Regions from separate parts of the Mus musculus genome. Here all the other regions are linked to region 3. The links are chromatin loops, found by intact Hi-C in ENCODE. Cell type or tissue: left cerebral cortex. All regions are shown on one strand. Region 1 overlaps Grap2 (GRB2-related adaptor protein 2). Region 2 overlaps Grap2 (GRB2-related adaptor protein 2). Region 3 holds the start of Cacna1i (calcium channel, voltage-dependent, alpha 1I subunit). Region 4 overlaps Enthd1 (ENTH domain containing 1). Region 5 overlaps Enthd1 (ENTH domain containing 1).

Evidence for each region. Peaks named below come from ENCODE experiments on the same cell type or tissue, not always from the same donor. Only the 100,000 strongest peaks of a DNase experiment are listed, where the experiment ranks them.
Region 1: a loop joins it to region 3, with 4 times the contacts of the local background. A loop is called at or near these places in 8 of 42 quality-filtered maps.
Region 2: a loop joins it to region 3, with 4 times the contacts of the local background. A loop is called at or near these places in 5 of 42 quality-filtered maps.
Region 4: it touches region 3 in a loop (2.7-fold over the local background); 3 of 42 quality-filtered maps call a loop at or near these places.
Region 5: a loop joins it to region 3, with 2.2 times the contacts of the local background. A loop is called at or near these places in 5 of 42 quality-filtered maps.

Annotation. Positions count from the first base shown.
Region 1 is chr15:80,615,979-80,620,978 of GRCm38, forward strand. All of the region lies in intron 1 of Grap2 (GRB2-related adaptor protein 2), which reads left to right. Among named protein-coding and RNA genes, the nearest start is that of Mir6957, 28 kb to the right of the region's middle. In left cerebral cortex, a CTCF peak has its summit at 2,070 (motif pointing left); DNase peaks (open chromatin) are centred at 185, 2,046 and 4,065; H3K27ac peaks cover 761 bases.
Region 2 is chr15:80,632,466-80,637,465 of GRCm38, forward strand. Grap2 (GRB2-related adaptor protein 2) reads left to right here. Exons shown (of 8, transcript NM_001289442.1): 3 at 1,871-1,962. Among named protein-coding and RNA genes, the nearest start is that of Mir6957, 11 kb to the right of the region's middle. In left cerebral cortex, a CTCF peak has its summit at 2,290; DNase peaks (open chromatin) are centred at 2,109 and 4,596; H3K27ac peaks cover 1,710 bases.
Region 3 is chr15:80,286,766-80,291,765 of GRCm38, forward strand. Cacna1i (calcium channel, voltage-dependent, alpha 1I subunit) reads left to right here and starts at 473. Exons shown (of 37, transcript NM_001044308.2): 1 at 473-1,012. It overlaps Gm31319 (a long non-coding RNA gene), which reads right to left and starts at 2,966. Exons shown (of 2, transcript XR_384257.3): 1 at 2,745-2,966; 2 at 1,103-1,647. In left cerebral cortex, CTCF peaks have their summits at 447 and 2,839 (motif pointing right); DNase peaks (open chromatin) are centred at 455, 1,090, 1,400, 2,125 and 2 more places; H3K4me3 peaks cover 3,069 bases; H3K27ac peaks cover 3,161 bases.
Region 4 is chr15:80,498,953-80,503,952 of GRCm38, forward strand. All of the region lies in intron 4 of Enthd1 (ENTH domain containing 1), which reads right to left. Among named protein-coding and RNA genes, the nearest start is that of Gm23220, 43 kb to the left of the region's middle. In left cerebral cortex, a CTCF peak has its summit at 2,170; DNase peaks (open chromatin) are centred at 1,669 and 2,337; H3K27ac peaks cover 545 bases.
Region 5 is chr15:80,483,712-80,488,711 of GRCm38, forward strand. All of the region lies in intron 4 of Enthd1 (ENTH domain containing 1), which reads right to left. Among named protein-coding and RNA genes, the nearest start is that of Gm23220, 28 kb to the left of the region's middle. In left cerebral cortex, a CTCF peak has its summit at 2,126 (motif pointing left); DNase peaks (open chromatin) are centred at 1,142, 1,441, 2,252 and 3,745; H3K27ac peaks cover 919 bases.

The DNA.
Region 1 (5,000 bases), 330 kb after region 3:
TAAAGCCTGGAATGACCTGCCCCACCCCCACCCACCCCGCAGGCACGTCACGGTGATGACGGACAGAGCCTCAGGCTTCTCCAGATGAGGAGGAGAAAGTATGATCCTCCCTGCCTGCCCGCTCAGCCACCTTGCTGCCAAACCAGCTGCCCCTTTGTCTCCTGTCATTAGAGACAGCTCTGTTGGTGGCTTCCCGCAGAAGAGAAGCAGCAAGAAGATGAACTGTTATTTGGGGAACACACCTGCGCACAGGACAGAAATGGATGGGAGTAGGGGGTGGGGCCCCGGAGGCTTCTAATCAAAAGCCACTTCCTCTGGGTCTCCAAGCCCAGTCCTGACGGGGGATTTGTGCTCCCCTGGGGCATAGGAGTGAGAAAATAAAGAGGGCAGGAGAAAAATAAGAAATGCCCTGTACGCCCATGGTCACTTTGGAGGGGATGGAGATCTCCGCGTCCTGGATAGAAGTGATTTGGGTGGGATGTGCTTCGCTAGTCTTGCTTTCTTCCGTGGCAGCGGAATCAGAGCTGTGCATCTATTTTCTGGAGGGAGATCACTTGTCTCCACTGAGAAGGCTGTTTATTCTCCTAAAAGATCCTAAACCAAAAAAGGAAGTGATGGAGTCTCTCATTTAAGTGGACCAATATCTAGAGGAATCCCTGGCTACAGATCAATGAAGAGAGTCCTGAGAGCCACCCCTGGATGCAGGGCCACCTGCAGCAGTGATCTGGGGCAAAAGCAGAATAGCAAGGGTCCATCCGTGCATGAACTGGTTAGAGCTGCCCGGTTCTACACTCTCTGGCCTTAGATTCAAATCTTTGAAGAAACAGAGGTGGATTCTTGCTAGGAAGGAATTCGCAGGTCACTGCTTTAAAGGCTCAGAGGATCCGTTAGCGACAATTCAGGACGACACAGTAAGGGGATGTGTCTGACTTCTTAGACATTTGGCAGGCAGGTTAACATTTCAGTTCTTCAAGAGCCCAACGTGTAGAGAAGCCAAGCCTCCTGCGTCCCACATAAATTGGTTTGCGCCTCTGGTAGAACATTTAAACAGAAGCTGACAGGGAGCTGAAGGGTCATTGTCCATCCAGTGATTACAGATTTTTCAGGCGCCATTTACCTATGCCTTTTTGTCCTCCCCTGCTAAGCTAAATGCCCACTAAGGCAGAATGATCCCAGCCATGGCTACAGCAGTCAGGGCAAGGAAATGCACACACTAGGAACTTGAGAGATGGCTTAGTGGAGAAGGTGCTTGCAGAGAGGACCAGAGTTTGAATCCCTGAACCCACTTAAAAGCCAGTCAGGCATCGTTGCTGCCTGTGTTCCTAGGAAGTAAGAGAGAGGTGCTCCACTGAGGCAGGCTTGTGGGCCCACAAGACCAAGACTGGCCAGAATTGCTAAGCTCTGGGTTCAGCAGGAGACTCTGCCTCAATCCCTAGAGAGTGACTGAGAAAGACACCCAAGTTTGCTTTTTAAACATCCACAGGCATGTACACAAATGTGCCTAAATATCTATGAATGCACACACATATATGAACCACACAGACATGGAAGAAAGAGAACAGAAAAGAAAGGAAGGAAGGAAATGACACAATACAGATTTTAATACAAGATCATTAATATATAGTCAGAAGCTCAACAAAAGTCAGGCACACTAGCCTGCACCAGGAATCCCAGCAGTCTGGAGGCTGCAGCAGGAGGATTTTGCAAATATGAAGCCAGCTAGGGCTACAAAGTAAGATGTTGTTTCTGAAGGGCAGGAGAAGAAGAGGGGGAAAAAAAAAGACAGAGCCCTGAAATGAAAGGAACTATCTTTCCATGGCATTCAGAAGGAATTTAAACCCAGAAATGTGTGGGAGAAGATGGTGTCTAATTCTCTTCCATCCAAGCAAGGCTGCATTTCATAGATGCTAGGCTCTGAGACAGTTTATAAGCCTCACAACTCACAAGGGACAATGGGGACAGTCACCAAACCTGCCTAGATAAAGATTATAAGGCCTCAGAGGGAAAGAAAGAAAAAAAAATTACAAAGTACAAGCTGCAGTTTAGGGTGCACCATTGCCCTCTGTTGGATTAAATAAGGCAGGCTCCTTCGAGCGGGTGTGTGCTTCAGTGTCTCCAGCTGAGTTTGCTGGTTAGTCCTGGCACCTTAGAGTAGGAAATTAACTGTTCCTTGTAAACTTAGATACCCAGGTCCCTTCCTCTGATGGACTCAAATGTAACTCTGGTGGTAGGTTATTAATTATGCTTTTATGAATGTAACAAACACTTATGAAATATTAACTAAGCATTGCCTGGGGATTATATAGACTCTAACACACATGCCTACTACATATATGTTGCTTAGGGTCTACACACGAAGGACCTGTGGTTGTTGCAGTTTGTGGATGAGACAACACAATACCCAGGAAGCAAGCAGCCTCTTGCAGATTCCAATTCATGTCTATGGATTCCTAATCCTCACTTCATTAGCTTATAGTCTCTCCCTTTAAGAAGTCTACTGCTAGCCAGGCAGTGGTGGCGCACGCCTTTAATCCCAGCACTTGGGAGGCAGAGGCAGGCGGGATTTCTGAGTTCGAGGCCAGTCTGGTCTACAGAGTGAGTTCCAGGACAGCCAGGGCTACACAGAAACCCTGTCTCATAAAAACAAACAAACAAACAGAAAATAATAAAAAAAAAGAATAAATTAAAGAAGTCTACTGCTAAGCCTATTGTGGTAGCACATGCCTAGAAGCTCAGCAGAGCAGGAGAAGCAGGAGTTTAAGCCATCCTTGTCTACCTAGCCAGCTTGAGACCAGCCTGGGATACGCAAGACCTTATCTCAAGCACAAGAAGAAATGAATGCCAGTGTTCATGAATAAACTTTGACTGGAACACAACGGTACCCATTCATCTGTCATCTGTGGCTGACCTAGAGGCTACAACATTACATAACAGAGACCATACCACTCAGAGCCAAAGGTATTTACTATAGGCCCTTTCCAGAAAAAGCCTCCTGACCCCTGGTCTACACGCCAAGGTAGAACCTTCTGTCTCTAACAGCAGTTTTGTAAAGCACTTTCAGAGCTGAGCAAGATGGCCAGGTAATGTTTACTTGGCCCCCAGGGTGGGGAAGCTAGAGGTGACACACAGGTGTGTTCTTTTTAAGATTGAATGCGTACAAGCTCCGACTTTAAAATGGATCAATTAAAAGATAGTTATTTGCATAACAAAGTTTCCTTTCCATTTCGAAAGGGTTTCACCCGCAGGGCTCCTTTGTAGAGAGAGTCTCTATAATACATGCTAATACGATTCCATTTACAAATACTCTATTCAGAACAACTTTCCAAGAACCTTCCTATTGTGTACAGTGGGGCCTAGCTGTAATCACCTCCCTCCTCCCCAGGCAGCACTAAGGTGTCCTACTTCTAAACAGTAATTGAGCTGGCTTTCCGCTGGCTCCAAGAGGGGCTTCACCTGCTTGCACGGAGTCTTTTTTGTGTAATCCCAGCCTTTAGAGTGCTGAGGCAGGAGCATTGCTTCAGTCTAGGTGTTCCTGGCCAGTCTGATCAACATAGCAATGCTTCAGGTGACTTTCTCTCTGCATAATAATGACAATAAGAGTATAAAGGCTGGAACCTCCAAGTGTCTGTATCAGGAAGCATTTGGGGTATAATAGGTGACAAGTACAGACTACTACAGAAAACAAATCGATAAAAACCAATCAATATTTACTGAATTGTTCTAGCTCTTCTTTGCACCCAAACCCCAAAGTTCAAAATTGGTAAGCTCTTAATATCCTACATAGATAAACTAATAAAAATTCCATTTGTGGTTAATGTTCTGATAAATATGTGGTCAGCAATATTCATAAAAGTCATCTCTGTCTCTTTCTGTCTCTGTCCCTTTCTCTTTCTCTTTGTCTCTTTCTCACTGCAAGACATTCTGCTGTCTAAATTACAACCCAAACTGGGGCACGCATTCAAATGAGCGCTATCCCCAGCAAAATAGGAAGTGGTCATGACTGATTCAATTTAGGACCCGGCTTCCTCTTTCACTGGGTCCTGAGCCTGAGTCTCACTTAGCTATGTGCCGTTATGCAATTGCTCCTTTTAAGAGAGACATAAAATGGAAGCCTTGGCTATTCATAGCCAACTTAGGAGGAGCTGAAATTGTTCAAGAAGTTTCTTGCCTGGTACCATTTTGATGAAAACTAGTTCTTCCAACAAATCTATTTAATGTGGCTTCTAAATGGAGTCATGTTAAGGAACTGCCCGGTGGCTTTCACATGCATCTTGTGCCGATGAGGTTTTAAATGTAGATAAACATCCCTTGTACATCACTTGAATATTTTTCAGGGTGATATTTTTTTTCCCTTAGTAAAAGCAGCTTACAAGGAAACTCAAGGGCAGAGATGATCAGCCCAGGCACTCCTGTGTGGTGTGTGTCACCCTGCCGGGAGGCTGATCTGCGTCTCAGGGCTGCTAATGGATGATGCGTGAGAGAGCCACGAAAGGCCAGCGGGAAGCAGGCTGGCATTAGAACCCCACAAATGGCATCATCTGTGGGGTACGGCTTGGGGAGGAGGGCAGGCCACTGGAGGCGGCTGGCTGTCCCTGGAGGCTGGAGCTTCTCATGCTGTGTGGCAGGTGGCATTTCAGCCATTTCTAAAGCCAGCCCCTGGCAGGGACCCTGCACTGAGTCCATCTGTGAGGATGGAGATCTCTGGAAAGGGGTCTCTTCATCTCTTCCAGAATTCAGGAGCACTGAAGTTACAGAGAACAGCATGAAGACACACGTTTGAATCCAGGCTATGCTCTCCCCACCTCCTTGCCTTCGTTCTTCCCTCATTCCTTTCACCACTACTACCCAACCCTGAAACCTAGCCGTCTCTATAGAAATATAGAAATTTGTTTCCCAGGTGTAAAATGTAGCAGTGACAGGTGCAGACTATTACAGAAAAATAAATAAATAAAAACCAATCAATATTTACTGAATAAACTATATTGATAGTTCAATTTCCC
Region 2 (5,000 bases), 350 kb after region 3:
GCTCCTCTCTATTTCAGCGAGACATCACCACCCACTCAGTCTCCCAAGCTAGAAACCCAAAGTTTTCCCAGAATCCCCTTCTCCCTCAGCAACCCTAAATGGTTACAAAACCCTGCTCCTCTTTTCCTTCCTCGAATCCTCTGAAATAGGTCTTCGCCTCTCCTTAGCGCAGACCCCATGGTCCCTTACACAGTGGGCTACGCCCATCGCCCTCTGTCCTTCCTCTGGTTTTACCCCACCCCCAGCTCCTCCTCAAGGCTCCTCCTCAACTCTCATTCTTACTGTCATTTCCTGACTTAAAAATCTTTTTATCAATCTGAAGAGAAAAATCCAGAATTTTCAACCATGGGCTGCAAGGCCCCTTGCTTCTAACCTCCTCTAGCTAGAGTGAAGACACCAAACTCCAAGAATGTACCTCAGACCCTGTTCTTGGGTCATCACAATTGGCCCAATTAGCATTCGTTGCCTAGGGAGGTCTCCAGGCTATCTTTCCCATCTGCTCTCTGCTCTTCCTTCTGCCCTAGCATCTCCACCCATGAAAACATTTTCAGCTACAAGAAAGAGAAGCAAAGAGTTAATATTTCCTCCAAGCCCAGAAACCAGAGGGGGAGAGGAACCGAAAAGTGGGGGTGGGAGGGAAGGGAAGGGGAGGAGAGGGGGAGGGGGCTGTTGGAAAGTGACTCCAGAGGTTTGGTGGTACCATCAAAGGTTTCCCAGTCTCTAATGCTGCCACCCTTGGGTAGAGTCACTGTTCTAGTCTAAGCCCACATACTTTAGAAGCTTTCTGAGTGGAGATGGCAAATATTTTCAAGGTCGTCTCGTTTTTTTTTTCTGAAATCAATGAAGATACGTACAGCCATGTCTCCTGAGTAAGTGAGTAGCCAAGGCAGGCAACCACATGTGGGTATCCGTCAAGGAGGGCCCTATAGTAAGAAGACAGAAGAATTCTTCGTTTTGTCTATGATCTGGTGCTAAGTTTATAAAGGACCTGGCAAGTGTCTCTGTAGAGAGCCCCCCTCCCTCTCAAGTTCTCACTCTATTGCCCTGGAGCTCACTGCTATGTAGCTCGGGCTTGCCTCCAACTGACAGAAATCCTCCTGCCTCACCTTCCTGAGTGTTGAGATGACAGCCATGAGACACCATACCCGAACTGTCATCCCAAATATCCGGAATCCCATTCCCACCATTTTCAAAATTCAAAATGGGAATATGAAATATGAAGCGTTGACAGTTTAGAAAGCTGGTCTCCCTTAGACATTTAAGTTTTAATCTTCTTGTTTAAAAAATAAATTTTTGGTCAGACATGATTTTTATACTTCTATAACCCTAATACTTGGAAGGTAGAAGCAGGAAGATCAAGAGTTCAAAGCCATCCTTCATAGTTCCAGGCCAGCTTGGGCTACACATGGACTTCTCTCAAAAAAAAAAAAATTAACAAATGAATTAATGCATTGGTGGCTGATAAGACAGCTCAGTGGGTAACTTTGATCCCTGGGAGCCACAAAGCAGAAAGAGAGGACTACCAGAAGTTGCCCTCCGGCCTCCTTAGATGCGCTCTGAGCACTTGTGCACACACACAGGGGCAAGCACACACACACATACAGACATGTGAAGAACTAAACTTGTAAGAAGAGATGCAGGGCAGTCTCTGAGCGCCAGGTCTGAGCTCTGGTGGGTGACATGAGTGGCAGCATAAGTGGAGAGAAATAATGGTGTAAAGAGGAGCCAGATTCTAGAGAAGTAAGCGGTGGTGTTCCCTCCTTCCCCACTAAGCCCTGGAGCTGATGTCCCATCCAATCCCTTAGACTCTGCAGCCCCTTCCTGCTGCTTGGGGTCCTCTCTTCAGAATCCTTTGTTCTTTTCCATCTAGATACTAAGCAACCAGGAGGAGTGGCTCAAGGCGGAGCTCGGAAGCCAAGAAGGATATGTGCCTAAGAATTTTATAGATATCGAGTTTCCTGAGTAAGTATTCCCAGCCTGCCAAGATGGCTCTACCCACACACGCTCCCCTTACTTTTTTCAGTTGTCACTAAAATTATCTATGCATACCCAAGGAACTGTCAGAAATGGCTGCCTTTGGAGATCTCCCTCCCCAGCCTCCAGAACCCCGCAGCGGAAGGCCAGAGTGGGAGGAAGGTTTATTTGCATGGCATCACATTCCCTTTTGAAGTTTACACCATGTGCATGAATCGCCTATTTAATTATATATATGTATATATGTACACATAGAGAGAGGGGCAGGGAGGAGGAAGCTTGTTAAAATCACCTATAACGAATGCAGTTGCAGGATCTCTAAGAATCCCAAAGGGGGCGCTGTTGGACATCACTTGTCAAAAGCCATTCCTGCAAAGTTCTTGACTGCCTAATATGGCTTTCCACCCTAAGCAGGAATCCCAAACTCTATCAGCTTGCTCACCCGTGTCTGGGGGGGGGGGGGGTGGGCAGGGGAGATTCCCTCCAGAAAGAGGAAGTGAAACACAGATTGGGCTGTGTTTGTCTCAAGAATTGACCACAAGGGTTAGATAGAAATCTAATCTTGTCTCAGAGCCAGGGTCGAGCCCAAAGAGCATAGGCTTTGTAAGAAAATCATAGTACTATTGGTGACTCAGGCAGTCACCTTCTGTGACCCAGAAGAGACCACTTAGCCAACAGGTTGACCACTGACCGCCTTCCCCCCATGGGTCCTTAGCGCTTCTGTCATCTGCTAAGGGGCCACTTGAGGCCAGTCAGTCTCCCACCTACCTCTCAGTTCTGTCGCCTTCCTCCCATGTGTATGGCGGGTGAGGGAACTCACAGGAAGAGAAGCGCCTTGGTCCCCTCCCCACCCTCATGCCCACTCTCACTGGCCCATCACTTCTGGCAGCCACATTCAGATTCAGCTGCGGGTGCCTACAGCAGTCGACGCCCACCCCCCCACCCACCCCCACCCCCCACACACCGCTCCCCATCTACTCTCTGTACTCAGCTGACAGGCTCGCTGTAGTCACCACCTCCCCGGCCAAAGACACAAATGAAAAACAAAACAAACCACTGTTGCTCCCAGCTCCTTCCAGTTTTCTTTCCATTCCCTCAAAAGTGTTGGCTTTCCCTATTACGCTATTATCAACCCTGCGCATGCGCCTATCCTCCGAGGAACCCCCAGACTCCCATCAACGAGGTCCGGGCCAGCTAAAGACTGCACCCTTACTTTCTCAGCCACCATCTCGGCAGGATGGGACATTCTTCCCACTAGAACAAACTCTGTGACCTCCAAAAGCCTCTTCTTCCGCCTCCTCCCCTTGGGGCCTCCAGCGCCCTGGCTTCTCCTCAGGCTCCTTTGCTAGGTCCTCCTTCACCCTGCCATCCCCCACACCCTTCTCCAGTAAACCTTTCTTATTACCATTTTATTTTCCCCAGTGGTTGGTGTTACATGAGTATAGCAAATGTGGAGGCCAGAGGATACCTTCATGTGTCACCTATAGGCTATCATTCACCTCTCGTGACAGGGTCTCTGTCTGGTCTATTACTTGCCAGCCAGTGAACCTTGGGGCTCTGCCTGTGTTAGTCTCCCCAGTCCTGGTTACAGGCACCCGTCCCTATGGCAGGCTTTTGTGTGGGTGCTGGGGATTGTGACAGTTCAGGTTGTCATGCTTTCAAAGCCATCTCCTGTGGCCATTTTAAATGACTTTCCATCCCCAGCATCCTGTCCACCCTGTTTCCATTTTCTCCCCCGGCTCATAATCCCCTGGCACGCCATTTTTGATTATTCTGTTGTTATTGTGCATCTCCCGGGCCACCTAGAATGTCAGTTTGCTGAGAGTGAAGTCACTTGTCCGCTCTGCTCACCACTATTTTCCTAGCACCAAGAAAATGGTCCCAGGTGTTCAAAGATGATCAATAAAAGCCATCAGACCTGGCCAAGGTTGGGGAAAAAGGTTATCCCAGCACGTACAGTTATAGGAAGTGGAGTCAGAAGTTCAAAGCCAGCCTCTAACATATAACAAGCTTAAAGTCAGCCAGGGCTACATGAGACCCTGTCCCCTCAAAACAAAAGTAATAGGTTGGGTGTGGTGGTGCACACCATTGATTCCAGGTGCTTGGGAAGCAGAGGCAGCCAGATCTCTGTGAGTTCGAAGCCAGCCTGGTCTATATAGGGAGGGAGTTCCAGGATATCCAGGGTTGTATAGAGATATCCTATTTCAAAGTAATTAATTAACTAATACAAACAAAAGTATAAATAAATCACATCAAATAAAGTGAAAAATAAGCTTTAGAATAATAAGGAAGATTGAAACCCTGGCCTCCTGTGTCTGACACAAAATGTACGGAAAATTTTGGAAGTCTTAAAAAAAAAAACAAAGATTCCATACTCTAATCTAGTTAGAGAACGTAGCTTTTCTAGATGCCTCTGCCTTTCTAAAGGTCTCTGCCTGTTGCCTCTGCTGCAAACTTCCCTTTGAGCTATAGCTGTGGTAGCACACGCCACCCGCCTACTCCTGTCACTACTGTGCCTTCTCCGTGTGGCAATCAGCTGCTCAGCCCTGCAGAGGTGTGGGACACCAGAAACCCCAGGCTCCAGCCTACTGCTGTGGCCCAGGTCTGGAGGAAGTGTCCCTCCTGTTATCTGAGTCTGGAGTCAAGGGTCTCAGATCCTGTGAAGCACAGAGGCCTGCCGTGCATTTGTCCTAAAGGGACTCGAGCGTTAATTAGCCTTCCGACAGCAGCAATTAGAGCAGCCATCTAGAAGCAATGTGACAGGGTCCAACCTCTACCGGCTGTGATGGAAACTCTCATTCTAGAGCAGAGAGGAGTTTGTGCTCTCCTGGCAGAAGCTGCAGCCACCGGTCACCTAACCCAGTGTGCTTGACTTTTTTGGAACATTCCAGCCACTGCCGCCCTGACCGTATGGTGTCTCTTCTACATCTCTGTTTCCTCTGTAAAGGTTCATCAAACCTAGATCCACTTTTTTTTTTTTTTTAGGTAAATGACCTCGAAGTGCAGGGAATAGCTCACAAAAGAGT
Region 3 (5,000 bases):
TCTTCTGGGATTACAGGCATGCAACGGCCACTGCTGGTGGTCTTTTGCGTCCATCTTGAAGGGCAGGAAGAAGTGGGACCAGAATGGGAAGCTTGGTGGGAACTTGGGTTTCTGAACGACCTTTGGAGACCGGTTCGAGCATTATGCTGGTGACCCCCTCATTGGGCAGTGGAGCAAGCACCCCAACAGGAAGCCCAGTGAGAATCCGAAGTGTAACAAGACCAATAAGCGTTAGGCACCTGGGCTGCTCATTCAAAGGCTCTCCCGTTTTTACGCATGATGGACAAAGCCCAGGGCCAAAAGGGTCAGGACCCTCCCCAGCGGTGCGACCCTAAATTGTTAGGAGGTGGCTGCACTCCCGGGGGCTCCCGCCTCTCCGGAGGGGACTCAGTCGCGCCACCGTCACTCAGTCTGTCGCCCGCACACCTCCCCCTCCAGCGCCCCGAGCCTGCAGCTTTCCCCGAAGACATTTGGTGTCAGTATAAGGACGGCTTTTCCTCGCACGCGGCGCGGCTCGGTCTCGCCGCCGCCGCACGTCCCCGCACCGCCTGGCGCTCCGGCTCCTCCGCAGCCCCCGTCGCGCGCAGCCCCTTTGCGCCTCGAGTCCGGGCCGGGGGCGCCAGGGGCGCCGAAGCCGGGGACCCGGGTGACCCGACCCCGCGCTCCGCCGCGCCTGCCGCCCCGCACCTGCCCTGCCGCGGCCCCGCGCCCCCGCCCCCGGCCCGGAGCGCCGCGCGCCCGCCGCCCGCCGCGCGCTCCAACTCCGCGCGGTCCGCCGCTCGTCCGCGCCACCCGCCCCGAGCCGCGGCGACCCGCCCGCCATGGCCCGCGCCCCCGGGCCCGCCACCCTGCGTGCGCCGCCCCCCTCGCCCCGGGGGCGCAGCTGATCCCGGAATCTGAGGCGTGGGGCCGGCGGGGCGCGGGGTCCCTCTCCACGCCGGCTTCGGGGACACGCGTCACCCCCGCATCTCTGCCCGGGACGACCCCGCTGCCCAGCCACGTCCATGCCAAGGTAGGGGAGGCAGTGACGGTGGAGGGGGAAGGAGAGGCTCAGCCCCCAGCTTGGTTTCTTGGCGCGTCGGGCTCTTTCTTTATAGAGGCGTTTTTGTTTGTTTATTTATTTATTTATTATTTCTGGGGACTGATCCCCCTCACCCGCCCGCGCGTACCCATCAGGTGGGCGTCACATCCCTTGCTTGGGGGGTGGGGTGGGGGCCCTGCGTTGGAAGGACAGGGAACTTTGACCGGGGCCCCTCTCCAAGGCCACGAAAGTTCTCTTGGTGCCAATACTGAAACCCAAAGCCGGCTCAACCAGCGCTGCAGAAATTTATTCAACAAGTCAGGCTGCTGGCGGGGGCCCGGGCGGTCTGTCCGTCCGTCCTGCTGTCCCTCTGCTGCGGCTCTGCGACCAGCTGGATCAGAGCTGGTGCCAGTGTCCGGCAGGGCTGAGCTAGGAGCGTTAGCTAGAGACGGAGGACGGCGGGCGGGATTGAGTGAGAGAACCCCGGGCAGGGTTTAACTTTCCTCCAGGCCGGGTGGTGGAGGGCCCTTCCTTCGCCAGTCACCCTAGGCGCCCACCTAGGTCGCGCTGCATGAAGCCAGGTCGGGTTGGAGCGGGCAGTCCAAGGGGCCAAGAGGAGTCCTCAGCTGCCAGGGAGAAGGTTATATAATGAGTGTTTGTGATGATTGGGATTTAATTGTCTGTTGGATGGTGTGTGTGGAGTGAAGGGGCAAGAGGGCTCAGCAGGGGGTGGGTAGATCTCTTTTCTGGGAGGTCAGGAAGCCTGGGGGAGGGGGCTCAGAAATAGGCCCAGCGGAGACAGCGGCCAGCCCCTGTGCTCTGTCCTTTCTCAGCAGGATCTTAGGTTTTTGAGAGGAGATCGGGGTCCAAGGAGAGACCCCTGAATGTATTCTGGCCTGTGGAGTCTGGGTTTTGAGTTGTATGCATGTGTGTAGGTGTGAGTGCATGCGTGTGTGTGTGTGTGTGTGTGTGTGTGTGTATGACAGAAAAAAGGAGAGAGGCAGAGAGAGAGAGAGAGAGAGAGAGAGAGAGAGAGAGAGAGAGCCTGCCTCTCTGTGTCTGCGTAGTGTGACAGGGTCTGCTTCGCATGTGACTGCCGTCCTAGAATGGAGGGCTCAGGCTGGCCTGAGCAGTCCTTTCCTCATTGCTCATTGTGTGGGAGATTTGTCTCTGCAGATTCTACCACTGCCTGCAGACTCAAATGCCACACACAAGGAAGGGTATGGGTCCCAGGGCCAGGCTGGGGAAAAGGTTTGCTGAGGGGGTTCAGGCCTGTCTTCTGGTTCTCACTCACTAAACTGGAATCACTTCGTGAATCAACATCCGGACTCAGCTTCAAGGACTCCTTCAAAACTCTTGTCCACCCCTCGGGACAAACTTTCTGTTTGGGCTCCAAGTCCTGGGCCTGGGCAGTAGTGGTTTCCAGGCACGGGGTATCAGTGGGTGAGATGTCAGGATGGGATAGGAAGATATGAGCTAGAACTAAGCTTGGGGCAGCAGATTAGGGGTGGATGAAGAGACAAGAAGGGGACCCTGCGCTGGCCTGGCACCCAACTGGAGAACCTTCCATAACCGTAGAAGGCCTGAGGGAATCACTACGGCTGCTCAGAGCAGTGCCTGCGAGCAGGAGGCTCCTCAGGCAGCTAGAACAGTTTGGGGGAGGGGCTAAAAGCCTGTCTGGAGGCCCCTCTTTCCCTCGACTGAAGTTCTCTACCCTTCTTACCTGAGTTCCTGTCTAACCTCCTTGTCTGCCTTCCCCACTTGGCTCTTGAATCAATAGCTTCTGCAAGACTGGACCAGTGAGGGTATCTTCTAAGTCCGCCAGGGGGCGCCGGCAAGTCTTTATCCCCGCAGGTTGACTCCCCTTGACCTTGGGCAAGTGGGTGGGGTTTTGCTGTAGGAACCTCCCGCTCACTCCTCCACCCTAGTCGACTCTCCACCATAGAGGACTTGCTTGTCATTCACCCATCCTGGGAAGCGGCTACTGCAAGCGGTACCCTAAAACCTCCAAGTGCTTCTGAACTCAAGAGACGTGCTCAGAACACACAGTCTGGCCACATCTCCTGCTCTGTCCCTACCGTTCATCCCCATACCCCAAGTGCAGCTCCCAGGACAGACTCTGGGCCGTGCCCTTCCCCCACAGAGGCCACCCCCAGCAGATTAGAGCTCTCTTGCCGAGGTGATGATAAAGGCTGGTGCGGTTTCACTGCCTCTCATCATTGTCTTGTTCTCCGACTCCCCAGCACTGCATTTAGGATGCTTCAAAACGGCCTGCAAAGAGTAGATGCTGGGTTGGGGTGTGTGTATGTGTGTGTGTGTGTGTGTGTGTAGGTCTAGAGGAGGGGAGATCAGGGCCCATTTCCCACCCTTGGTTTTGGCTCCTCCATCCCTTCTCCCCCCCCCCCCCTCTTTCCCCCACTTCATCTCTTCCCTCCCTCTCTCCTTTCTGGAGAATATTTTCTACCCACATGTTCCCGGAGTGTGCCTTGTGTAGTGCCCTCTGTTCACCCTGGTGTTAGGTCTGGGCTGGGACTCCACAGCTGTGTGGGCGCAGGCTCCTGTGTGAGCATCTGGGAATCCCTGGTCTGCAGGCCTGTGGGTCCTGAAATCTGAGAGATGCGGGGCAAGCCTTCCTCATCCTAAGCTGCCAGCCAGAGAAGAGAAGAAAAATAAACCTGGATTTCTGATTTAGTAAAGCACCTACTGAGTGCCAGGCCTCATTCTGGTCGCTAGAACCCAGAGGTGAGAGAAGGGAGCAGGCCAAATGGGCCTTCTAGGGGGGCTTCAATGCCTTAGGCAGGGTCTGGTTTCCTTGCTGAGGTCATTGTGGAGACAGAGCTGCACATCTCCATATTCTCCTGTGCTCTGGGTGTGAGAATTGGGCTCTGGATGGCTCACGGGGGTGTTGGACACGTGGTCATTGGGCACCCCTAAGCATGTGCTGGCAACTTGGGGTTCTTGAACAGAAGAGAGGGAGGAGAAGTGTGTACCTGAGAGTACAGGGGCGGGGGCTTGGAGCCAGTGTCTCTTCAGGATTGGGATCAGAAGAGACCTTTATGCCCAGGGTCCTCCCTGAGCTAGCTGTCCCCTTCTGCTGGCCTTGGCTAATGATGCATCCTGAGATGGACATCGGGTTCTTGTCCCACCTCCCTGCTGTGCACCCTGACCTACTGAGCAGCAAGGGCTGGGTTAAGGCCTTAGCCTCTCTCCCTCCAAGCTTTTATCCCAGCCAGGAAAGTCATAAGCAGGCCCTTGATTGGGGGCTGGGAGGGGCAGGCCACTCAGCATGCGGAGCTCAGCTTGTTGTAATTGGGATAATGCTTCCACCTTAAAGGATTTTTTTGCGAGACTTAGAAGTATCTCTGCAGTACCTAGCATGGGGCCTTGGAGGGGGAAGCTGTTTTCCTTTCATTAAAGTACTTTCCAAATCTCTCTCCATTTGTTATCTGCTTTGAGAGGGAGACGGGCAGCATCCTCCTCCGAGTTTTTCACAGGTGGAGATGAAAAGGGCTGTGGGGAAGGGGGCTGGGCTCGGCCTGGACTCTAGGATTCCTGGTCCAGTGGGACCCACCTCACTCCCATCAGTGACCACCTGCCCCCGAGTTGTTATTTCAAATGAGACCCTAAGCCCTAATTACTGCAAAGTGGGTGAAGCGATCAGCAAAGGCACCAGCTGGGAGATGTTCAAATGCCCCGTGGAGATTCAGGAGCAACCTTGCTTGCTCAAACCAGCACAGGGCCAAGGGCCACTGCAAGCAAACAGGATGATATCTGGGGTCAGGGACAGGGACAGGGGGACCTGGCCAACTTGCTAACTCACAATCCGCAGTTGGGCTTCCCAGATCTTCTGCTAAGTGGTCTCTGACCTTGAGAGAAACCCTTCCTCTTCCTATGCCTCCGCTTCCCTCCCTGCAGGAGAGAACAAATACGCGTGATTCTCTGGATTGTGATCGGGTGCCTGGCATGCTGTAAGTGTCCA
Region 4 (5,000 bases), 210 kb after region 3:
AATAAGCAGAAAAGGGAATTTGCCAGGCCAATTGAGGGTTCTCTCTGAAATTCAAGGTTGCTTTAATATTTAGAAATCAATAATTTATGAAAATTGATAGTCTAAAAGAGAGAAATCTGTAGGTATCAAAATAGATGCTAAGTGGAGAAAATCTGAAATATAGTCTTGATAAAAAAAACTGCTGATAAATTGACAATGGGGATCTACAGTGTACAGTGCACAGCGAATGTCTCCGATGAATTGGGGTTGACACCAACCTCTTGTAGGTATGAACCAGGTCTCAGAAGCCTTGGCCGTGCTGTTACCCAGCTGTGTGTGGAGTGTGTGTGTGGGGGGGGGGGGCAGGGATGGGAGAGCCAAACACAAGAGTTTCAGAGTTTGCCAGTGAAGAACTAAGTCTGCCATTATTTACAGATGATGTGGTTTCCAACATGAGATGCTCAGAAGGATCTATCCATAAATCAGGGAAACTGCTAAGAGTTTAAGGGTATAATCAATATACAAAAAATAATAATTCCACTCATCTGCACCATCAACAAACAGAAAATGAAATGTATCAAATGAAGCTTCTTGGAGTAGCCATGAAAACAAAGGTATGTCTCAAGACTCGAGCCAAGCCCCATGAGGCAGACCTGATCAAGCTGTTGTCAACTGACCACAGAGCAAACTGACAGTGCAGGAATATGCCGAGCTCAGCTGCCCTCTTAGAACCCTGCAGAGCACCTTGGAGAGAGAGCCCCATAAGACCACAGGGCTGACTGAGGACTCGGCTCTCAGCCTCCAGCCAGTACCACGGCCAAATACGTGGCAGATTGCTATCCCAGAAAAGACCGAAATTCCAAATCTGAAGTGAAGTTTTAGACCTTAAGTTGAAATTTCATAAGTGTACCATCTTGCACTGAAAGTACATGCACATTAAGCACAAGGGACCAAATCTAGCCAAGATCACAAGACACCTGTCTGTGAAAAGTATAAATACAGAAGGTAAGGATTAAGGCAATGAGATGCATTGCTATTATAAAGACGTCATTTCTTCTAAATTGACTTAAAGATTCAATTCTGTGCCCATCAAAACTCCAGTGGGATTTTTAAGGAACTTGCCAAACTTTGGTGCAGGAGAGTGGAGGGGTGGACAGTCCCTGCTGCTGAAGGAAAGCCCACCAAGAGCGGTTATAAACATAGTGTAATGGAAACTGTTTGCTGTACAGCTGACTTCACATACCTGATGGCTCCAAATAGAGCCCAGGAGCACACTGTATGCATGTGAACCATGCTTTAGAAAACGGGTGGCCCTGCAGGTCACTGGGGGAACGGACAGACTTTTCAATTAATGATTTCTATGGAGAAAAACTGGATGCCTAATTCAATTACACACCACCATCAACTGTGTATTGTTTTATTTGTGAAAAGCAAACTAGTTTTAAAACTTGGGCCCATATAGTGTTACGCGCATGCTCTCAGGACAAGGAAGAAATGTCCCAAATCAGAGAAGACACAAATGCCGGGATCATACAGACTAACACTCCGCCTCATTAAAACTCTGAGCTAGTGTTCTGCAAGGCCTCCATCTGCAGCGTAAAGAGCACAGGGAGCTGCAACCACACAGGAGATGGCGGGCTCAGCCGCCCACCCGGACACAGACTCCTACAGACCAATTAGGAAACACACAAACAAGCAAGCAGAAAAGTGGCCAAGAGATACATGCAGATGCTTCACACAGGGAAGCCCCGGTGAGTCAGCGTGTGGAAGGTTTCCACACTTGCAAACACACTCGGCTCCATTCAAAAAAAAAAAAAAAAAACAGTGTAGAACAAGCAGGAGACCATCTCACCCGTTACCTCAGCAGCTTTTCAAATGTGACAAGATCAGGGCTGGGGGGAAACTTATAGAGACTAGGTCTTTAGAAAACAATCTGGCATGGTTAGGCGTTTTCAAGGAGCCCATATCTAACTTACAAATAACTGGCTTGGGAATTTCTTGTCCATGACATCTAGCAGTCTTGGACAAGTTATATGAGTTCGTACAAGCCCTGCGTGCAATTAAAAACAAAACAAAACAACCAACAAACGTGACACACAGTGCCAATGACAGAGTGCATCTACAGGGAAACACAATGCAGCAGTGAAGGGTGATTGCCACATACAGAGGTGTAAGGCTGAGGGTCCACCACCAGGTGATAAGGAAAAGCTATAACTGGGACGGAAGGCAGGACAATGAGCAGAACGGAAGGCCTGGCCAGAATAGCTTTCTTATTTTATTTTTGCCATGGGCTGAAGTTGCCAAAATCAGAACATGGAAATCAGAGCCATCTGTTGACAGGGTAAGTTAGAGAGCTGGACAGAAACGCAGAAAAATGTGTTTTGAAATCTGCATCAAATCACAGAGACAGAAATAAAAGCCTGCCTTGTTCTAGCGGGGAGGAATAGTGTCACTTTGCCATCGTTTATGTAATAGTAAGAGTGCCATCGTCATCCACGGGAACAGCCCTAAGGTGTGTTAGTTTAGTCGTGGTCACTGCACAAACTGAGGTAATCGGGAAGAACCGTTAAACTCACTGCCAGGGCAGGTTCCAGACTCACTTCAAGATTCTTCAATCTTGACCAATCCATCCCTGAGGTGCTGAGGAGATGCTTCAGTGGGGAAATGCTTGGCATGTAAGCTTGAGGACATGAGTTCGGATCCCATACCCACATAAAAGCCTGCTGTCACCACATATGTCTGTCACCACAGGGGCTCGCTGGCCAGCCAGACTAACCACAATGACAAGCTCCAAGTTAAATGAGAGACCTTATTTCATTTAAAAAAAAAATAGCAAAGCTAGAGGAATCTAGCGAGTATAGGACTCAGACTCCTCATGCACACGCACAGGCGAGTACATATGAGCATGCGAGTGCCCCACCTCGGCCACGCCATCCGGAGAATGGGTGAAGTGGACTAAGCTATAAGCACTCTGAGAGGAAGTGGCCGGCCAAGCTGTTGTCTGCAACCTCTCACAGACACCAAGATGGATGATGTAACTCAAGCCATGAAAATATAGCAGGGTGAAGACATCCTATGAGCTTGGGGAACCAGTCTTAGAGTGTGTGTTTAGTGTTGTGTATATGTGTAGTGTGCGCATGTTGGGCTCATTCCCTTGTGTGTGGACGACTGGGGTTGACATCTGGTGTCTTTCCTCAATCTCTCACCACCTTTACTTTTATATTTTTATATGATTTTTAATACTTAGAACAACACATGCCCTTGAGCACCCTGGCATGTGTGTGGAGCTCAGAGGACAACTTGTGCAAGACCACTCTCTTCTTCCATGTGTGGACTCCAGGAGCAAACCCCAGCCTGTCAGGCTTGGCAGCAAGCACCATCATCAGGCTGGACTGGCCGGCCAATGAGCTTTAGGGGTCCCTGTCTCTGTCTCCTTTCCCTAAAGCTATGATTATAAGAATACATGCATCATACCATTTTTTTCTATCAAATAATTTAATTTTATGATTTTAATATAATTATATTTCTGCCTTCCCCTTTCTCCCTCCAGTCACTGCCATGTACCACTTCCCCTGCCTTGTTCCCTTCCAAATGCATGGCCTCTTTTCTTTAATTGTACACACACACACACACACACACACACACACACACACACACTTACTTCTAAATACATACATACAACCCGATCAGTCTGTATAATGTTACTCGTATGCATGTTTCCAGGGTTGACCACGTGGCGTTGAATAACTAATTAGGGACTCGTCCCTGAGGAAGACCACTCCCCTGCACTCCTTGCTTGCCTGTGGTTCTCTGTCTAGGGCTGAGGCTCCCTGAGTGCTCTCCTTTCCACATTAGCATGCCTCTTGGTATTGTCTACATTCAGATCTTGTTTAGGCAGCCATGCTAGTGCGACTTCATGGGTGTAGAATATCTTCTGATCTACTAGAAGGCATCATCTCTCAGCAAACATCCTGCTTCTCTGGCTTGTACGGTCTTGCTGATCCTTCTTCTGTTATGACTCCTGAGCCTAAGGTGCAGGAGTTGAGTTGCAGATATATCAGTAGGACTGGGCTTTACAACTCTGCATTTCAATTGGCTGTGGTTCAGCAATGGTTTCCCTATGTGACAAAGAGACATTTCTTTGATGAAGGGTGAGGACTAATCTGTAAATATGAAGGCAAATATTTCTAATTTAGATAAGGACTATGCTCTTTTATTAAAATGACAGTTGTAGGCTCTCCTCCAAGATCCATGACCTCAGTACCCTTGAGTAGTTGGCTAGGTTTCCAGAGCCAGGCACAGTTTCCTTCTTGATGAGAGGGCCTTACACCCAATGAGAAAACTGTTGGTTCCTGTCACAGGATGCAGGTCACTGCTGCACCCTTAGTATCACTGTGCCATGCCGGTTGTTGATGCGGTCCGTAGGTAACATGGCTGGGTAGCACTGTTGGTTGTCTCCCTCCTTGCGAGCTGCATGCCACCTTCTGGCCATGAAAACTAGACCTTCAGGAGGAGGCTTGCAGGTCAGATCCAGCTCAAGTCCTCTGGGCCCCATGTGTCTGAAGTGCATGGTGTCTTCAGGAACAGGGACTTACCTTCTACCTCTTGGGGGCAACCAAGGACAACAGAAAAGACTGTAATGTTTTGTGTTTTAGGTTCTCTTGGACAACCCTGACCAACAACTCCAAAGCGGGCTTCTCATGCCTCCTTGGGGACTATATTAGATAGTCTATTTTGTGCCAGGCTTTTTATAGGCCCTGGGGATCTGAACCCAGGTTCAAGTCCTTACACTTGCATAGCCAGCACTCTACTAACTGAGCCACATCTCTAATTTGATGGCTGCTTTTCACCCTGTGAAACACAAACTCACAAAACTATGAAGGAAAGAATCCTTAAACTTCTCTGAACACATCACTGAGAAAGCTGAAAGACAAGTCACAGCCTAGAAGTGATTTGCAACACAAATTATATGTGCATATATATGTAACTCTACAAAATCAATTCAAATGAACAACAAACAA
Region 5 (5,000 bases), 200 kb after region 3:
AATATATTGGTTTAAAATAGGCAGGCTATTCACCTAAAATGCATATTGAATGTAAAAGTTAAATCATATGCATGACACACAAAAAACTTAGTGGTTTTTTTTTTGTTTTGTTTTGTTTTTAGTGGTGCATGCACAAAATCCTAAATAATTATAAATAGGAACAGCTAGTGGCTCCTTAGGGTCTGTGCTAAGTGTGGAAGAGTTGCACGACCCATCCAGTGGTGCTACAACTACAACCAAGTATGGAAAAAGAAACATGGTGGGCACTGTAGCCCCGCGACTCACAGATGCATGGACTGCTGCTTCAGGAAGCCTGGCGCAGTGGCTCAACCCTAACAAGGAGATAGAGACTGGAACATACAGAAAAAGGCTTCTGAAAAGCTTCACGTGGGGCAGCTAACAGCCTCCATGGCATGAAAATGGATTGTAATCATGGATGATAAAATAGGCACAGAGTGCTCATTACCAAGTTTCAGGTCACAGCTAAGGTTCACCAGTGATAAAAACTCACATCCCTTCCCTAGACTGCAGGCCTAGAAAGGAGGATGCAGGCCTTTGCGAGGCTGGTGATCAGTGCCAGCCCATCTCACAGTCCGTGTCTCTAAGGATCCAGCGAGATGAAAGCTGGTATCTGCCACGTAAAGGTCACCCTGTGCTTCGAGCACACCTCGGCCCTGGGAGATAAGCAGGTACGAGGCAGTGACCGGAAGACTGACGGTGACAAATGATGACTCCAGGAGAGGGAAAATTAAACTAAATTGGGTCAGAGGTTTAATTCTAGCCAGAATTAAATTATTTTAGACTACAAAATACTTTAAATGGAGGTTGGCCCAGGGGAAACACTCACAGGTCCAGAGAGCAGTCATTAGGAGCCAGCTGTGGCAGTGTCATGGCTCTCCCCGGAAGTGAGCAGAGCATGAACAAGCCCTGCTCTTGCAGACCTCGGGTATGGTGCGTGGCCTGTGCCCACAGGTCCTCAGCAGCGGCTTCTGGGACACAGAGAAGGGTGCACTCAGGAAGACCGGGATGAGACACAGAGTGGGAACTCTCCTATGTTTTCCCACTTAGGCATGCAGCCCAAGAATTAACTTTTTTACTTCAACAGCAAGCGAACATCTTGGGTAGGTTTATAGCATAGCAACCAGCCTTTAAATACCATTTCTACTGTGAATGAAGAAGAAATGCTGGTTCTTAAGACGCATGACTGCATCTTATTCAAAATACGCCGAGACCGCCATTAAAGCCATCAGCATTCTCCCGAGAGCACACCCCTCTGGGACCACCTCACTGACTTACAGAGACAATGCAAACCGACCCCCTCCCCTAGACAGACTGCTGCACGACCGAACATTTCCTGCAGGCCTCTGCTCACATTTTTCTTGACTGGTTTGCAGCACAGTTCCATGACTTATCTATGTTTGGCTTATTCTCTCTCATTGCAGCACATTCTACATATTTTCATTCACGAAATAACACTTGGCAGATAGAATGTGTACCGAGGAGGCACAGCCCAGAAAGGACTTCAGTCACTGCAATTGTTAAGTGTGGAAATAAAACACCAGATATACCAGCTAAGAGAGAAACATCTTTCAGAAAGATGAGTGACGAGTAAGAGATTACAAAACTGAAAGTAAGCAGATTATTCATTAAAGAATCCAAGTAGAATACCTAAAACTCTTATAACTGGAAGGAATTTCAATGAGTCAGTAGATGACAGGAAATAGGAGCTGAAGACAGAGGCAGAGATCAACGGGGGCTCGGGGGTGGGGGTGGGGAGTCCAGTGGCAGGGCTAAGCGCCATGGCTGGCGGAGAGTGGGCCCAGCGTCCCTCTGACTGGAGCCTGGCTCCTTCAGCCTTATGGCCTGCACTGCAGGCTGGCCTCCAGGCACATGAGGTCCCACCTGTTCCTGTGCCCTCTCCTCTGCACCTTCCTTCCCCACTCATCCTGAGATCTGTGTGACCTCTTCTTGTCCCTAGTGTTCTGTCCTGTGGGTGTCAGAACAGAGAAAGCACACAAGTGATGGTAGTGTCTATCTCTCTCCTGGTCACTGTCATTGTCCCTCTGCTGGTGGTGGCTGCTCTGGCTATTATGGCTCTGTGACAGCTCCTCCCCAACTTCTCCCTCTAGTGGAGTGAATCTGAGAGTCCTTTAAGGTGACCTTGAGAGTCCGCTCTAGCTTCATAGGGGAAGAAAGGATTTATTTTGACTCACACTTCTATGTCCCAGTCCATCACTGAGGGAGGTCCAGGCAGGAACTCAAAGCCAAAACCTGAGGCATGAACTATGGAGGAATGCTGCTTACTGGCTCACTCACTGAGAACCACAATGTGCTGGCTTTCTTATGAAATGCGTGACTATCTGCCCACAGTGGGCTGGGCCCACCTACATCAATTAAGGCAATCAAAACAAGTCCCCACAGACATGCTCACAGGCTAGTACGACCTAGGCAAGCTCCTCCACTGAGATTTCCTTCTTACTCCAGGCTGTGGCAAGCTGACAGTTAAAGCTGACGAGGCCCTGCCTTCTACTGTGGTTCCCTTGCTGGATCCAGGCCTGAGACATCTCCCTCCAACTCTTTGCATCTCCTGACTTTTAACCTTTGTAGATTACCTAACACCTGGAGTTCCGGCTGGAAGATGCACACCACTGAAACCTCATGGTCCTGCTGTTCAATGGAGCATCAGGAGAGAACGTCCTTTGCATGGTCTTTTAGCCCTCGTTCTCACACACAATTCCAAACCCTCACTGCTGTCTTCAGGTGCCTTTGTCAACATGACCTTTCCCGCTTACTTTTTAGCAGTTGATCTTCTTCCATGAGCACCAGGGAAAGACAGACTTTAAACTGAGATGCCCTGACATCCCCTCATGCTAGCCAGCTGAAGTGCACTGGGCCTGTGCCCAGCCCTCCCTTCACCCTCAGCCTGGAGGGTCAGGAGTCATCTTCTCAGCTCTCTCCTTGTTCTATGGCTGTTACCAAGGCTTGCTCTGGTCAGTGCTTCTTCCTGGCTTCAGCTCTGTATTAGCTGCCCTTGGCCCAAAGATGTGCTCCTCTGTTCCCATACCAACACATCCATATTTATTAAGCTCCACACACAGAAACTGTGAATGTCTATGCGATATGATGTGATTTTTGGTCTAGAGATACAATGTGAAGTTAAATGAAGCTAATTAAATACCTACCACCTCACTCACTAATCCTTTTGTAGATGTTTAAGCTCTCTTCCCTTAGAAATTCTCAAGCGTTATATTGTTATTTATCGGGACGCTACGCTGTACCTCCTCCTAGTGACATTACTTTTGACCGACATCTCCACGCTCCAGGAACTGCCACTCTACCCTCTGCTTCTAAATTCCTTCTGCTTTGGAAGACTCCATGTGTGTGTGGAATCATGTGTGGTTTATTCTGCGGTACCTGGCCTATTTGAAGCAACACAACACAATGCTCTTCAGGTTCACCCACGTGGCTGCTGCAGACAAGATCTCCTCTTCCTGTGAAGCCATGAGCGTTCCATCGTGCACACGACACCCTTTCTGTGTGCACCCCTCTGCTTATGGACACTCTGATTACGTCCACATCTGGGCTGCAGGGGATGCGGGAGGACATCTCGTCCACATACAGTAATTTCAGTTTCTTTGAAAAGGTTCTCAGGTGTGACTACTGGATCACATGAGAGTTCTCTCTTTTCAGCTAGTCACTTCCACTTTAAATTCTTCTCCTAGGCCCCATCTGCCATCTCTGCTTTCCTTTCTCTTGTTACACTTACCCACACAACTGGCAACAATACTTCTTTGCATTAAATTCAGTTCTTTCTTTGCTATTTGGCTCCTTATAATGCTGTAGCATGGCCCCACTCTTCTCTCATGGACCTGCCCCTGTGGCCAGCACTGGCCTGTCCATTGCTGAATCCAGTGGAAAATTTTCAGTCCTGTCTCAGGATATTTCGGTGGCATTTGAGATTGACGAGCCCCACCCACCCCTTCTGCTCCTTTCATTTTATACACTCATCCATTCAAATGATATTTATTAGGCGGTGTGTCACACACTATTCTAGGTACTAAAAATATGACAGTGCACAAAAAGATGAAGCCTGTACCCCCTTGGAGCTCAGATTACACGGTGGGGGAGGGGAAATGAATAATTAAACAAGGATTTATATTTAGCTAGTCAGACAGTGATAAATCCTATTGCAGGGGAGGGGGATAAAACCCTTCAGGGGGAGAGGCAGAGAACGAGCAGGCTGGTGGGGACCATGTTACTACTTCATGTAGGATGATCAGAGGGGCCTCCACTGAGGTTGATCATGAGCACTAGAGGAGTCTAGAACGTTCTAGAGAGAGAAAAGTCCCTACAGATGCTGACACGTTCCAGGGATGCTCGTGATCTTAGATGGCTGTAGCAGGGTGACCATGTAGGAAAGGGAGTAGGAGAAGAAAGGATATAAGGGACGGGCCAGGTCACAAGGCTGCTACGGTGACACACAGAGATCGTGGAGGTGACAGGATCAGATGCCAGTGATGAGCTGAGTCTAGATGTACCTCCATTTTGGAGGGAAAGGTGACATGAGAGGATATGAGTCACAACTGACTCTGAAGCTTGGGTTTGAAAACTGTACTGGCTAGTTTTGTGTCAACTTAACACAGCTGGATTTATCACAGAGAAAGGAGCTTCAGTTGAGGAAATGCCTCCATGAGATCCAACTATAAGGCATTTCCTCAATTAGTGATCAAGGGGGAAAGGCCCCTTGTGGGTGGGACCATCTCTGGGCTGGTAGTCTTGGTTCTATAAGAGAGCAGGCTGAGCAAGCCAGGGGAAACAAGCCAGTAAAGAACATCCCTCCATGGCCTCTGCATCAGCTCCTGCTTCCTGACCTGCTTGAGTTCCAGTCCTGACTTCCTTGGTGATGAACAGCAGTATGGAAGTGTAAGCCAAATAAACCCTTTCCTCCCCAACTTGTTTCTTGGTCATGATGTTTGTGCAGGAATAGAAACCCTGACTAA